3 separate regions of the Homo sapiens genome follow, and all the other regions are linked to region 1. Evidence: chromatin contacts called from ENCODE Hi-C or POLR2A ChIA-PET data. All regions are on one chromosome and are shown on one strand. The core of a region is the stretch at or near the end of the contact, and the rest is flanking DNA. Distances in the headings are between cores, read along the strand shown. Region 1 holds the start of DCUN1D1 (defective in cullin neddylation 1 domain containing 1). Region 2 holds the start of EEF1AKMT4 (EEF1A lysine methyltransferase 4). Region 3 holds the start of DVL3 (dishevelled segment polarity protein 3).

Evidence for each region. Hi-C counts contacts between places; a loop is a spot of excess contacts on that map. ChIA-PET counts read pairs that join two places held with the same protein, here RNA polymerase II (POLR2A). Pooled maps may share reads with other maps.
Region 2: a pooled map shows a loop between it and region 1 (4-fold over the local background). The contact joins the promoter of EEF1AKMT4 here to the promoter of DCUN1D1 in region 1. A Hi-C loop is called at or near these places in 2 of 50 pooled maps. POLR2A ChIA-PET finds 5 or more read pairs at or near these places in 2 of 52 experiments (GM10248 and endothelial cell of umbilical vein).
Region 3: a loop to region 1 is called in a pooled map, with 3 times the contacts of the local background. The contact joins the promoter of DVL3 here to the promoter of DCUN1D1 in region 1. A Hi-C loop is called at or near these places in 1 of 50 pooled maps. POLR2A ChIA-PET finds 5 or more read pairs at or near these places in 2 of 52 experiments (GM10248 and HEK293).

Annotation. Positions count from the first base shown.
Region 1 is chr3:182,978,433-182,983,252 of GRCh38, forward strand. It overlaps DCUN1D1 (defective in cullin neddylation 1 domain containing 1), which reads right to left and starts at 2,106. Exons shown (of 7, transcript NM_020640.4): 1 at 2,055-2,106. The coding sequence starts at 2,057. It overlaps LOC105374246 (a long non-coding RNA gene), which reads left to right and starts at 2,375. Exons shown (of 2, transcript XR_924771.2): 1 at 2,375-3,055. RefSeq lists silencers at 1,775-1,894, 1,955-2,394.
Region 2 is chr3:184,247,035-184,251,854 of GRCh38, forward strand. EEF1AKMT4 (EEF1A lysine methyltransferase 4) reads left to right here and starts at 2,638. Exons shown (of 3, transcript NM_032331.4): 1 at 2,638-2,856. The coding sequence starts at 2,661. ALG3 (ALG3 alpha-1,3- mannosyltransferase) reads right to left here and starts at 1,928. Exons shown (of 9, transcript NM_005787.6): 1 at 1,711-1,928. The coding sequence starts at 1,906. EEF1AKMT4-ECE2 (EEF1AKMT4-ECE2 readthrough) reads left to right here and starts at 2,638. Exons shown (of 19, transcript NM_014693.4): 1 at 2,638-2,856. The coding sequence starts at 2,661. RefSeq lists enhancers at 509-1,252, 1,253-1,996, 2,195-2,244, 2,325-2,384, 2,415-2,524.
Region 3 is chr3:184,152,930-184,157,749 of GRCh38, forward strand. It overlaps DVL3 (dishevelled segment polarity protein 3), which reads left to right and starts at 2,448. Exons shown (of 15, transcript NM_004423.4): 1 at 2,448-2,867. The coding sequence starts at 2,707. RefSeq lists a silencer at 2,345-2,694 and enhancers at 3,032-3,909, 3,910-4,785.

The DNA of each region.
Region 1 (4,820 bases), core at 856-3,355:
GGTGCAGTGGCAGGGCTCACAGCAGCCTCAACCTCCCAGCTCAAGTAATCCTCCCACCTCATCCTCTGGAGTAGGGGCAACCACAGGCTAGCACCAGCATGCTTGGCTATTTTTTTTCCTTGGGATGGAGTCTCACTACTATGTTGCGCAGGCTGGTCTCAAACTCCTAGGCTCTCAAGCAATCCTCCTGCTTCGGTGACCCAGGGTGCTGGGATTACAGGCATGAGCCACCGTGCCCAGCCCCTACGGTGAGTTAGCTAAACCAGAGAATATCACGACAATTCTCATGACATAAACTGAGTTCAGCCACAGGATATGTTTTAAATTAATATCTTGTCACCACTGGTAGAATTACATGGGTTATGGCTAAGTTTCAAAACTAGCTAATTTTAATATTAACCAAAAGAATAGAAGCTTACAAGCTGAACTCTCCCTACGAACCACTTGATGCCTGAATTCCTGAACAGGTGATGAGTATTTCCGGGACCCCACTGTCTAGGGGATGATGCGGATCTGGAGACCATCCTGAAGAGCACACATTTCAGCTGTGGCTGAGTGTTTCCCAGGGAATTAACGTCATTACTTCGAGCTTACTATACTTATCTAAATGCTAAGAGTCTGGAAACTTCAGGAGTAATGTCTATGACCATCTAAATACTTAAGAAACTAGAAACTGTTTAGACTGCCTGGTGGATCTCTGAACACTGTAATACTAATCTATACATTAACCTGCACTTTAAAGTTTTCTTACCAATTCAAACTGTAAATTCCTACACAACTTGCCACAGAACATAAGTGTTAAATATGTGTCAGACTAAACCATATATCCATACATGACAACAAAATACTGCCAAGCTGGAGGATGGGACTAGAAGTGTCATTCAGCAAAAATAAGACCAACTAAAAACAAAGACACTGGAGCATTCCCTTAACACAGGCGCGCACACACACCCTCCTCAAAGAGGCCTTTATGTTCCCCACGAGCAAAGGACAACAATATCATTTTTACTATTCATACAGTAACCTGCACGGAATTCAACTCACGCTCAGACTGTACAATGCCAAACAGCGCTTCTGAAACGCGAAGAGCGTCCAGCAGAGTCAGGTACTTAATTACCAAAGTAAACAACTCGACCACAAGGGTCTGCAAGCCTGGAGAGGACTTTTTCCCCCCCCCAAACAAAAAAGGAGAGTAACTTGACAAACTGTTTTAAAAAAAATCACAAATGGCCCTTAACTACTATAATAAAGCAATTACTCCTCCCACCCCCAAGCAAATAAAATAGGTGCTCGAAAGGGCGCTCGCTAGTCTGTGTTCCCTAATTTTATGAAATGAGAACAGGTTGCACTTCCGTACCCCCTCCCCCAAGCTCAGCAGTCTCCCATGTTTTCAGTAGAGAGGTAAATATAACCTCCACCAACTGGCCGGGGAAACTCTCCTTCTCCAAAAGCATGGGACGCCTCGAGAGGTGATGGAGAAAGGAAAAGGGCTGATACCCCGCCCCAAGCAAAACTGCCTGGGAGACTTGCGGGGTATTGGAGCCGGGAGCGGAGGAGGGAGAGGCGCGCCGGGAAAGTCTTTCCTTCTCCCCGGCCGGGCGGAGAGGGAAGCCCCGGCTTCGGGGCGGGGGGAGGCTACTCACCCGGAACCCCAGACCCCAGTCCCCGACCAGACACAATGGAGCCGGCAGAGGGGCAGGGGCAAGGCCGTTGCCCCCTCCCCTCCCCCCGCCCCAACGCCTCCCCCACCCGCGCCGGGCCCCGGCAAGGGGCACCGGGGCCGCTCCCCGCGCCCCAAACTCCCCGGGGCTCCCGACTAGGCCCGGCTCCGCTCCGCCTCCTCGGCTCTCGCGTAGCGGCTGCGCCCGGGCGGGAAGGGGCGAAGGAGGAAGGGAGAGGCAGGCAGGAGAGCCCCCGCCTGGGAGCGGGACGGAGGCCGCGGGCCGAGGCTCGGGGCTGCAGGGTCGCCGCGGGACGGAGGGCGGCCGGGGCGGGGGTGCGCGGCAGCGCCGGCCCCCAGCCGGCAGGGCGGGCGGGCGGCCGCAGTGCCTCACCATGTTGGTGTCCTCCAGGCCTCTCCCCTCCTCCTCCGGCTCCGCAGCGAATGGACGGCGGCGGCGGCGGCGGCTCCTCTCACGGGCTTGCCCGGCTCCCGCTCATGCGCAGTGCGGGGCGGCCCGGCGCGGCCCGAGGAGGCAGCCCCGGACCTCGGGGAGGCGGAGGGACGGAGGCAGGCGGAGGGCGCCCCGCGCGGGGCTTCCCCCGGGCGCGGGGGTCCCCCGGGGAGTGGGCGGGGGCGGGGGGCGCGGCGGGGGAGGGGCGGGCGACGCAAGCCCTCCGCGCGCCGACATCCTCCTGCCGCGCCGGGCGGTCTCTGGTGGGGGCGCCGGGGGACACCCCACCTCCGTTTCCTACGCGGTTCCTTCCGGACGACCACGGCCGGGTCTACGCAGGCTGGAAGCGGGCACGAGCGGCGGCGGATAAGTTGAGCAGCTGGGGGCGGCTGAAACGGATGGTTGAGGAGCTTCATCCATCCCAGACCTCCCCTCCCCATCAGTATCAAAAAAAGGGAGAAGATAGTGGAAACACCTCCCCCTGCCCCGTGTTTTCTTCTTTTTCCCCCCAATCTCAGTATCAGACCTACATCAGTTCCCTCGCGTGGGCATCCCAGGGGAGACCTTAGTCCCCCCCCTGCGGTGGCTGTCACTCCATTAGTGAGGACCAGGCTCTCCCCAGACCTGTCTACTGGGAGACAGTTGGGGTAACCCTATAGTGAGATGGGGTGGGGTGCACTGAGACCCAAGGCCGGGCTGCGGGAGTCCAGGTTGCCTGCCTACTGCTAGCTCTCAGTATCCCCTCAGTTCGGCCCGCCCAGGATAAGTTTCGGGAAGCAACTACACATTTTTTCACTGAGGGTCTAGTCACGCAGGGCGGACAGTCCAGGTGTGACCTGCCCTGGGCGTTAAATCAACTGAGGCTGAGGAGCACTAGGATTCTGAGCTGAGGATCAAGTGGACAAATTCGTGCTGCAAGGAGGACAGAAGACTCCTGTGGAGTAAGTGGTCCTTGCCCTTCAGAAATGTAGTATCCAGTTGGAGAGATAAGACACCTTCACACAGGAAGGAAATAAAACAGCTAAGAAAGCAAACTCACTCAGAAAGTCACATCTGAAACTGTACCAAGAGCTTACCTACGTTTCAGAACAGGACCCACCTGAGTAGACCCGTTATCACCATCATCACCAGCACAGGCATTAAACGACCAGATCAACCCTATAACTAATGAATTTGTTCTTACCAAAACAACAGAACTTCTTTGGTAACTCCCAAAGGCCTCCTAACTTCCTGGAGCTAGCCATGTACTGGGAGCGCCCAGCGCTGTACCAAGGCAGGTTTCTGGCGGCCACAAACCGTTCATCCATTCTTTCCCCCAATATTTAAAGAATGCATGTGAATGTGCCAAGCTCCTTGCTGGGCTCTGGGTAAATAGTCCTGCAAGGAGAAGCCAGATCTGCCTCATGCAGCAAGCCTGAAACTGGACTACATCCACGGAGGTTCTCCAGGAATTCACCTAGCTTTTGACCTAAAGTATTAACACCTAGGGCGTTAATGAGGAGGATTCACTGTATCTCTTACTCCAATCTGTTCTACTCCATTGAAATAATCGTTTGTGGGTTTTCCTAAGCTCTACCAAGGTACAGGCCTTAGTTATTCTAATTGACCTCTCGCCTGCGTTTGGACACTTCCTCCTTGAATTTCCTGTTCATTTTCCATGACTCCACCTTCTCCTGCATCTCCTCTTTACTCTGACCACTCTCCTTTGCTGGCTGTACTCAATTTAGGCTTTCCTGACCATTCCTGAACGTCCTTCTGTATACAGCCTGTGTCACGCTGTCACTCACATTCCCACGTCAACTACTGCCCATATCAAGAGGAATCTCAAATCTTGACTTCCAGTCCCCAAGTGACAGGCCTAAACACTCATTCTGGTCATTTCACAGGTCCATCAAGCTCACCAAATCTAAAACTTTATCCCCAAACCCACTTTTCCTCCTGCCTTTTATCAAATCATCCAAACTAGAAATCTAAGAATCATCCACCACTCTTCCTGCCTCATCCCCTTACTCCGCATCTCACCAGTTTTCCCTCCTAAATGACTTTTAAATCTGCACCCTGCCTTCTATTTCTTAGCCAATTCTTTTTGTTGTTGTATTTTTTTGTTTGTTTTTGAGATGGAGTCTAGTTCTGTCACCCAGGCTGGAGTACAATGGCGCAATCTCAGCTCACTGCAACCTCCGCCTCCCAGGTTCAAGCGATTCTCCTGTCTCAGCCCCCACCGAGTAGCTGGGATTACAGATGTGTGCCACCATGCCCAGCTACTTTTTGCATTTTTAATAGAAACAGGGTTTCACCATGTTTGTCAGGCTGGTCTCGAACTCCTGACCTCATGATCTGCCCCACCTCGGTCTCCCAAAGTACTGGGATCACAGGCGTGAGCCACCGCGCCTGGCCAGCCAATTCTTTATCATCTCTCCTCATCAGTAACTTCTTACCTAATCTTCCAGCCTCTACTCCTTCTCCACTGCTCCATAGTTGTCTTTCTATAATGCAAATGTGAATTTGTCCGTAAAATTCTCCAAGAGCTGCATAAGCATGAGCCTCTGGAATGGCATTAAAGTTCTCTCCTCTGATCTATCCATTCCCATTGCCATTTTCCACCACCCTCCACCCAAATGCACCTCATATTTCAGTTTTCACAAACCAAGACTGCCATACCTCTGCATGTTTCCTTGCTTTCTCCAATTCTCCTATCCCTGGCCT
Region 2 (4,820 bases), core at 1,388-3,887, 1.3 Mb after region 1:
GCTGGGATTACAGGCACTTGCCATCATGCCCAGCTAATTTTTCTATTTTAGTAGAGACAGGGTGTCAACATATTGGCCAGGCTGGTGTTGAACTCCTGACCTCAGGTGATCTGCCCGCCTCGGGCTCCCAAAGTGCTAGAATTACAGGCATAAGCCACCGTGCCCAGCCAGGCTGGTCTTTAACTCCTGCCCCCAAGTGATCCGCCCACCTCAGCCTCCCAAAGTGCTGGGATTACAGGCATGAGCCACCGTGCCCAGTCTAACTGAATTTTTTTTTTTTTTGACACGGAGCTTGCTCTGTCACCCAGGCTGGAGTACAGTGGCGCAATCTCGGCTCACTGCAACCTCCACCTCCCGGGTTCAAGCAATTCTCCTGTCTCAACCTCCCGAGTAGCTGGGATTACAGGCATATGCCACCACGCCCAGCTAATTTTTGTATTTTTAGTAGAGACAGGATTTCATCATGTTGGCCAGGCTGGTCTCAAATTCCTGACCTCAGGAGATCCACCCGCCTAGGCCTACCAAAGTGCTGGGATTACAGGCGTGTGCCGCTGCGCCCAGCCTAGCTGGAGATTTTTAATAGAGGATCCTCTGTCCACAGCACTCCTTCCCCTCACCTTTTTCTTCTTTCCTTAAATAGCTAATTCCTACCTTCCAAGGGTGGCTCTATGAAGCCTTTGCTGACTCCTCCAACCTGGTTTAAGTGACTTCCTATGCCCTTTATGGTATCCTGTGTTACTACTACCATGATTATGATGCATTATAATTGCCTGCTAACTTACTGTCCAGGCCCGAGTTAGAAATGCATCCTTTTTCTTTTTTTTTTTTTGAGACGGAGTCTTGCTCTGTCGCCCAGGCTGGAGTGCAGTGGCGTGATCTCGGCTCACTGAAAGCTCTGCCTCCCGGGTTCACGCCATTCTCCTGCCTCAGCCTCCCGAGTAGCTGGGACTACAGGCGCCCGCCACCATGCCCGGCTAAATTCTTTTTTTTTTTTTTTTTTCAGTAGAGACGGGGTTTCACCGTGTTAGCCAGGATGGCCTCGATCTCCTGACCTCGTGATCCGCCCGCCTCGGCCTCCCAAAGTGCTGGGATTACAGGCGTGAGCCACCGCGCCCGGCAGAAATGCATCTCTTATTCACCACTGTACCTCTCTCTGGTAACCAGCATAATGCTAGGCATATAATAAGCACTAAATAAATATTTGTTGAATTAAGAGTCTTTAGCAAGAAAGCCAAGTGCCTTAAGCCTAGAGTATAGTTTCAGCCTGGAAAGGAGTAGCCAATAATGCCTAATGGACTCAAGTGGTCACAAGATGCCATCATTGAGAAGGGACGTTCAAAGATCACAGAACTGAACACATGGAAAAAGCTGAGATCCAGGAGGAGACCTGAGGTGTCCAAAGCCACAGAGAAAAGCAGCAGCAGCAGCAGTACAACAATTTTGGCTCAAATCTGACTTCTAAGCTGGTTTGCAGGCTGTAAGTTCAGTGCAGAAGGCCAATCTCTAGGGTATCCACCTCTGCCATGCGGGCAGATTAAGATCCGGTTTTCTGTAGAGCAGGCTTGGCGCTCAGGTAAGGGATATGGATGGGTTCGCAATTGACGAGTGAGTGGATACAGAGTCTGGTTTGGAGTTCCAGGTCTGAGATCCAGTTTGGGTCGCGGGTTCAGGTCTCCCTCCCTCCCCTCCCCTCCCCCTCGGCGCACTCACATGCCACCCTGTGAATGACCCAGAAGGTGATGCCCACCTCCGCCAGGCAGAGGCAGGCGGCCACCAGCAGCGTGTAGCGCGGCTCCCGCAGCAGCAGGCGCCGCTCTTGCCAGGCGCGCTGCAGCCATTGCTTGCAGAGTCCCTCTGCCTGGGCCGCGGAACCGGACCGGCCGCGTTTCCGCAGCCCAGCCGCCATCTTAACGGTGCGCCGCTTGTGTGGGCCCACCACCCCCGGAAACCCGAACCTTCGACACTTAGGTTCCGCTTCCCGTGCCTGGCGTCCCACCAGGCTAAGCGCCGATCCGAGTAGCCAGTCTTCATTTACTCCACTAAAATGTAATTTTTCTGCATTTGTCTCCTCTGATGCACTCCACGCTCCATAGGAGCAGGGACAATGTCTTACTCCTCAGTTTATACCCAGCCCTGGGTACACAGGCGCTAATTTAGAACGAATGTCCAGAAAAGCAACATTCCTGCCTACCTCCCCCACAACCGCTGAAGCCAGCATTCTCCTTCGCCTGCGCTGGGAACATCTGTGTTCATGCTGTCTCTCCAGGAGGGCAAAGCCCCTGTTCGCGCCCCTCCTGCCTGCCCTTCGAGCCTTCCGGATGCTGAGAAAAATGAACCTTTCACTAATTTTCAGATTTCCTGATAAAAGTCATTCATATTGAAAATATGAGAGGACGCAGTGATGAGCCCACGTGAGTCTGACACCTTGAGTGCGGCCCTAGGAAATGACTTGGCAGTACAGCCGGAGGATTCAGGGTCTGGACGATAGTTTTCCCAGCCGGAGGATTCTTCGAAGAGCGCTTAGTAAAGGACGGAAGTTCCACGTGTTTGTGTTGAGCAACTGCAGGTGGTGGGCGGAGACACCAGCGCCCCGCCTTCTGCATCCTGCCTTCCGTATTGGCTGAAGGGCCGGCGGCTCTGGCTGCCCGGCGGTTGAGAGCATGGCCTCTCCAGGGGCAGGTAGGGCGCCTCCGGAGTTACCGGAGCGGAACTGCGGGTACCGCGAAGTCGAGTACTGGGATCAGCGCTACCAAGGCGCAGCCGATTCTGCCCCCTACGATTGGTTCGGGGACTTCTCCTCCTTCCGTGCCCTCCTAGAGCCGGAGCTGCGGCCCGAGGACCGTATCCTTGTGCTAGGTGGGTAATCCCGGCGCGGCCCCGCCAGGTAGAGCTGGCAGGACCGGCGCCGCATGGGCTTGGCCTGGTCCGCTTTCCTCCCGCCTGTCTATCCCTCTTGGAGGACGCCTGCGTTGGGACGCGAGATCCAGCTCCTTCAGAGTCCCGGCTGTATTTAGTCAAGGCTAACAGGAGTAAGAGATTGTTGGTCCCGGGGCCCTCTGGAGAAAGACAGTCCCTCAGAGTTTGAGCGTTGGGGGTACCCAAGACCCTGTCCGGACCCTCGGGAGGCAGGCAGCCTTGGGGACCGGATTGCTCAGAGGACCGAGATCAAGTCCTAGCGCTAATTGACTTGTAAAACTTAGGACAAGTCATGAACCCGTTCTGAGCTTTAGATTCAGTTCTAGAAATGGTACTGCGAGTTCACATCGGAGGCGGCACGCGCAGGCACCTCGAGAATAATGCCCAGCGCTTTTCTTTTTGCCCCTGGGCACTGGGAGCCAGAGTCACCTAGAGAGAGTCCTGTCTGAAACTTGGTCCTATGCCTTAGAGAGTGAGAACAGCACCCTCTAGGGGTGGAGGGGAGATTGCCGCCCAGGGTGATACGATTCCCCAAAGGGAGACGTGCTGGAGGAAAGGTAGGGCTCTGGGGTGTTCGGCTGACCTCTTGAGGTTCTCTCCTAGTGTCAGCCTTGGAGGCGCTAGTAAAGTTTGAATGAGCAACAGATTTTCTTCCAATTGTCGTTTTTACTTTGCTCTTTGTAAAAGCCTTTGTATGTTTAAGTGAAGTCTTTAATAAATAAAAAAGGTATATGTAATATATATGTAAGGTATAAATAACAAATCTAATGTGTGTGTCTATTCCACTCAGTTTGAGAAATAGAACATTACTAGGGATAGAAAAAAAAGTATAATTTAGTGGTTAATAACTTGGCTGGGCGCGGTGGCTCACGCCATTAATCCCAGCACTTTGGGAGGCCAAGGCGGGCGGATCACCTGAGGTCGGGAGTTCGAGATCAGCCTGACCAACATGGAGAAACCCCATCTCTACTAAAAATACAAAAAATTAGTCGGGTGTGGTGGCGCATGCCTATAATCCCAACTACTTGGGAGGCTGAGGCAGGAAAATCGCTTGAACCAGGGAGGCGGAGGTTGTGGTGAGCCAAGATCATGCCATTGCACTCCAGCCTGTGCAAGAAGAGCAAAACTCTGTCTCAAAAAAAAAAAAAAAAAAAGAAAAGAACTTGGACTCTGGGCTGGCCTCATGATTCATGCTCATAATCCCAGCACTTTGGGAGGCCAAGGTGGAAGGATCACTTGATCGCAGGAGCTCAAGACCAGCCTGGGCAACATAGTGAGATCCCATCTCTACAAAAAATTTAGGCCAGAGCAGTGGCTTATGCTTGTAATCACAACACTTTGGGAGACCAAGGCGGGTGGATCATTTGAGGTCAGGAGTTCAAGACAAGCCTGGCCAACATGGTGAAACCCCGTCTCTACTAAAAATACAAAAATCAGCCAGGTGTGGTGGCACGTGCCTGTAATCCCAGGTACTTGGGAGGCTGAGGCAGGAGAATCACTTGAGCCCAGGAGGTGGAGGTTGCAGTGAGCTGAGATTGCACCACTCCACTCCAGCCTGGGTGACAGAGTAAGACCCTGTCTCAAAAAAAAAAAAAATTAAAACTTAGCTGGGCATGGTGGCCTGTGCCCATAGTCCGAGTTACTCAAGAGGCTGAGGCAGGAGGATCGTTTGAGCCAGGAGATCCAGGCTGCAGTGAGCTGTGATGGCTCCAATGGGCTCCAGCCTAGGCGACAGAATGAGACCCTGTCTCAAAACAAAGCAAAACAAAAAACAAACAAACAAAAAACCACCTTGGACTCCAGAGGCAGTGAATTATGTTGGAATCTTGGCTCGGCTTATACTGGCTGTGTAATCCTGGACAAAATACTTGAATTTCTGTGCTTCCATTTTCTCAACCTTAAAA
Region 3 (4,820 bases), core at 1,198-3,697, 1.2 Mb after region 1:
GCATGAACCCGGGAGGCGGAGTTCACAGTGAGCCAAGATCGTGCCACTGCACTCCAGCCTGGGCGACAGAGCAACACTCCATCTCAAAAAAAAAAAAAAAAAAAAAAAAAAAAAAAAAAAGCCGGGCGTGGTGGCTTGCGCCTGTAGTCCCAGCACTTTGGGAGGCCGAGGCAGGTGGATCACGAGTTCAGATCAAGACCATCCTGTTTAACACAGTGAAACCCCGTCTCTACTAAAAAAAACACAAAAAATTTGGCGGGCGCCTGTGGTCCCAGCTGCTCGGGAGGCTGGCGTGAACTCAAGAGGCGGAGCTTGCAGTGAGCCGAGATTGTGCCACTGCACTCCACCCTGGGCGACAGAGTGAGACTCCATCTCAAAAAAAAAAAAAAAAAAAAAAAAAAAAAGCTGTTTAAATACTATTTGACTTCCAAACATATTACTTTGATAAAAAATGTAAAGAAGGTGAAGGAAAGGGTATGAAGTGACGATATACATAAGGTGTGTGCAGGGGCTAGCAAGTGGGTTCATTTTCCTGGAGTCAAAAATTTGGCCAGGATATGAGACAAAAGGCTGTAAAAGTAGGTAGAGGTTAGATTATGGGGGGCCTTGAATAGGGATATTTGGGGGCTTTGGGGAATGTGGAAAGGTTTCTGAGTAGAAGAGGTATCTGAATGATGTTGTTATTCTAGTGTTAATTTGGCAACAGTGTATAAAATGGAGTAGAAGGAGCCCATACTTAAGACCATAGCATCCAAGGCCCTATGTAATCTGGCGGGTCTATGTTTCCAGCCTCACCTAGGACTGTTCCTTTAGTCATGATGGCCTTCTTATTCCTCAAATGTAACATGTTTATTCCTGCCTTGAGCCTGTATATTGGCTGTGCCCTCTGCCTAGAAGGCTGTCACCCCAGATCTTCTCATAGCCACTTCATCCTTGCTATTTCTAGGTCTTTTTTTCTGGAAGAAGTTTTCTCTAACCAATCAGAAACCTCTTTCTCGTTTTGTTTTGGTTGTTTTGTTTTTGTTTTTGTTTGAGGCGGAGTCTCGCTCTGTCGCCCAGGCTGGAGTGCAGTGGTGGGATCTCGGCTCACTGCAAGCTCCACCTCCCGGGTTCAAGCGATTCTCCTGCCTCAGCCTCCCGAGTAGCTGGGACTACAGGCATGCGCCACCATGTCCAGCTAATTTTTGTATTTTTACTAGAGACGGGGTTTCACCATTTTGGCCAGGCTGGTCTCGAACTCCTAACCTCAGGTGATCCACCTGCCTCAGCCTCCCAAAATGTTGGAATTACAGGCATGAGCCATTGCGCCTGGCTTCCCCTGTCACTATCCCATCACTTTGTTTTACCTTCTTCATAGCAGTGGTCACTCTGAAGTTATGTATTTACAAGCCTATGTGCTTCCCTCCAGCTGAGGGAAGGTCCTGAGAGCAGCCTTGTCTGTCTCGCTATCGCTATATCTCATGCGATATGCCTTATACACAGTAGGCCTTCAGTATTTATTAAATGAATTAAAAGTTAAGGGGTGAGGAGATCTGTGAGGAACCGGCTATACCTAGTTCTGGAGTTCTGGTTTGAGACTTACTGTCTTAGGCATGCATGCATCCACTTATCTTTTTTTTTGGGGGGGGGCGAGGGGGGATGGAGTTTCACTTTTGTTGCCCAGGCTGGAGTGCAAAGGCAGGATCTCGACTCACCGATCTCGGCTCACCGCAACCTCCGCCGCCCGTGTTCAAGCGATTCTTCTGCCTCAGCCTCCCGAGTAGCTGAGATTACATGCATGCGCCACCACGCCCGGCTAATTTTTTTGTATTTTTAGTAGAGACAGGGTTTCTCCATGTTGGTCAGGCTGGTCTTGAACTCTCGACCTCGGGCGATCCGCCCGCCTTGGCCTCCCAAAGTGCTGGGATTAGAAGCGTGAGCCACCGCGCCCGGGCCCCACTTATTCCGCATTCAACCCATTTATTAAACCACTACCTTGCAACTGGACGCTAAGGTTATAGGGAGGAATCAGAACTGGATGCTGTCCTTCTCTCGAGATCAGTTTAGTAGACTCAGTGACAGCAGTTGTGCTTCTCAAGAAACACTGAAGGGCCATGTTGAGGTCATTCTCCTCCAGGGATCCAGAGTCAGACCCACCCTCTTTCCCCAGACCATTTCTGGGGACCAAAGCAATCCCTGCATTCCACTCTTCCTGGACTGCAGAGGAGTCGCCGATCCCACTTGGGTCCGGAGTCAGGGCCTTCAGGGGTCCGGGAACGCCGCCATCCCGGTGAATCTCCCCTTCCGTTTCTAGGGACCCGGGACCGGAGCGCCGCGGCCCGGCCAGTGGGCGGGAAACCCTGCCATCTGCCGCGACGCCGGCGCCTCTCCGCGGCGGCCGGGGGCGGGGCGCGCCGGGGCGGGGCCGCGCCGGGCCGGAGGAGGGGAGCGGGCCCGGACGAAGCCCTGGGCCGGGAGGGCCGCGGCCACCGGAAGAGTCGCGGTCGCCAGTCCAGTCGGGAGAGTGGGGAGCGGAAGCGGCGGCCGCGGCGGCGGCGGGCGGCGCTGGGACCCGGTAGCGGCCGGAGAACAAGGGAGCTGGCGCCGCCAGCAGCCGCCGAGCTGGGTTGAGCCGCTGGGCCGCGCCGCGCGCCGCCGCCGTCTGGGAGGCTCGGCCCGGCCGCCCGAGCAGGCCGCGCGCGGGCCGCCGGGCCCGAGGCCAGAGCCATGGGCGAGACCAAGATCATCTACCACTTGGATGGGCAGGAGACGCCGTACCTTGTGAAGCTGCCCCTGCCCGCCGAGCGCGTCACCTTGGCGGACTTTAAGGGCGTTTTGCAGCGACCCAGCTATAAGTTCTTCTTCAAGTCTATGGACGACGATTTCGGGTGAGGATGGCCCCCGCCCCGCCTCCGGGAGCCCCGGCCGCTCTGGCTTCTAAGGGATGACGCGGTCCGTTTCGACTTGCCTCGCTACACCGGCTCCTAGCCCCGCTCTGACTTCTAGGGGCGACTCGGCCCATTTGGGCCCCTTTGGTTCCAGCCCCAGTAGCAACTCCCGTTTACCTCTGAAGAGGGGACGTTGGCCTCCCTTGTTTAAGGGGACGTCCAATTCCCCACTAGCAATCAGAGTTCCTGCCGGTGCGGTCCCCTTACCTCTTCAGAGACCAGTGGCCCACAGAGACAGACACACCCCCCCTCCACCTAGTTTCAGAGCCCGAGTCCCCCATCCTCCTCCTGCCGAGGAGCCAGAGCCACCTTTTTCCGCACAGACTTGGGTCGTGTGGCCCTCGTTCTTCGCCCCCTTCATCTTTTCAGCAGCACAGCTCCCAGCCATATTTGGAGTATGCTGCATCTGAGGGCTCTGCTGGGACTTTGAGCTGGGGGAGGGGTGTCGGGGGTGCTCGGGCGCCTGGCCGCGAGCGGGGTCTGCAGATCTGATGTTTATCTAGCTGCCTGCCCTCTCCTTTGTGGGCTGTTGTGGGTGTTGTCACCGGAACAGAGAGCCTGACCCCTGCGGAGTAGTCCTCACTGACCCAGGTGCTGATCTTTCCTCCAATTCGGGCTTTTTTCCTCCAGTTGGTGGCCAGTGGAGAGACGTTAGGAAGGGCCTGGGGCCTGGGTGGGATAGCCAGGAAGAGTTTCTTGGTGTTCTCTATCTTCCCCTCCCTGGTGGGGTCTTCCCTTCCACCCAGCTGCAGAGATCTGGACAGGCACAGTTTGGAAGCAGTCACTTTCCCTTTAAGAGGGGATGGAATGTTGGAGCCGGAAGGTTCTGAAGCAGCTGGCCTGGGAAGAGGGGGGCCTGGCTGATCCCCCTCGAACCCCCCCAACTCCCAGGAGACTGGGGGAGGGGGAGGCGCCCACACTTGCCTGCCGCCTCACTAACTGGGCGCTGGGCCTGGAGGCGGTGGGGAAGGCCCCTCCAGGCCTGAAGGCTGCCTCTCCAGCCCTAGCCTGAGGCCTGCACTGCTCTTTGGAGCTGAGGCCCCACAGCCAAGAGGAGACATTCTTCTCCCCAGTGTTCATCTGTCTGGCTTCTCTCCCAAGCCCCTGGCCCACCTAGCACTAGGAAGCAAGCACCTTCTGTCTAATGCCTGGCATGTTTTGCTGTCACCTTCTGCCCTGGAACTCAGGGTTGGATGAGCCCCTGAAATCATGTGTGTGAGAGTGCTTTGTACAGTGGGCAGTGCTTTGTAGATTCTAACTATTCTTGTTTCTGTTGTTGTTCCTGCCCTGGGGTGGGGTGCTCCTGGTGTGATAATGATTGTCTGCCTTCAGCCCAGAGACAGACACCTCTAATTGGAAGATTCTGAGGAGGGATGGATCTAGAAGGGGTCTGGGTGAGGGGGTGGATACTTTGGCCTGGCAAGAGAAGAATAGGGTTAGAAGGGATCAAGCTACTGCCTCCACATAAGGAATGGGGGAAGATGAGCCAGAGTCCAGTGCCCTGGGGCCACCTCAGATCCAGATGCCTTGAGGGACTAAGATAGGCTGTCTCTCCACCCTGTACTTATCTCCAGACCCACTGGACCTGGCCCCTGCCTCCTAAGCCTGGACAACTCTGGGCTGCTCTCCCAATCCCAAGGCCTAACTGCAGTTTTAAGAGGGCCCCCATTACATCCAGTCACTGTTACTTAATATTTTTCTTTAAATCCATTGTCAGTCCACTTACTGTTTTTCTTAGCTTGAACCAAGCAATAATATGAAACCATAGGTCTGACTTTTCTGTTTATATTTCTTTCTAAAATATGTTTAACATAAATATTTAATGATTGAACTAAGCAATGTTAATCTGTGTGCCACCTGAAGCCATCTTGCAAACATCAGTGGTACTTGAAC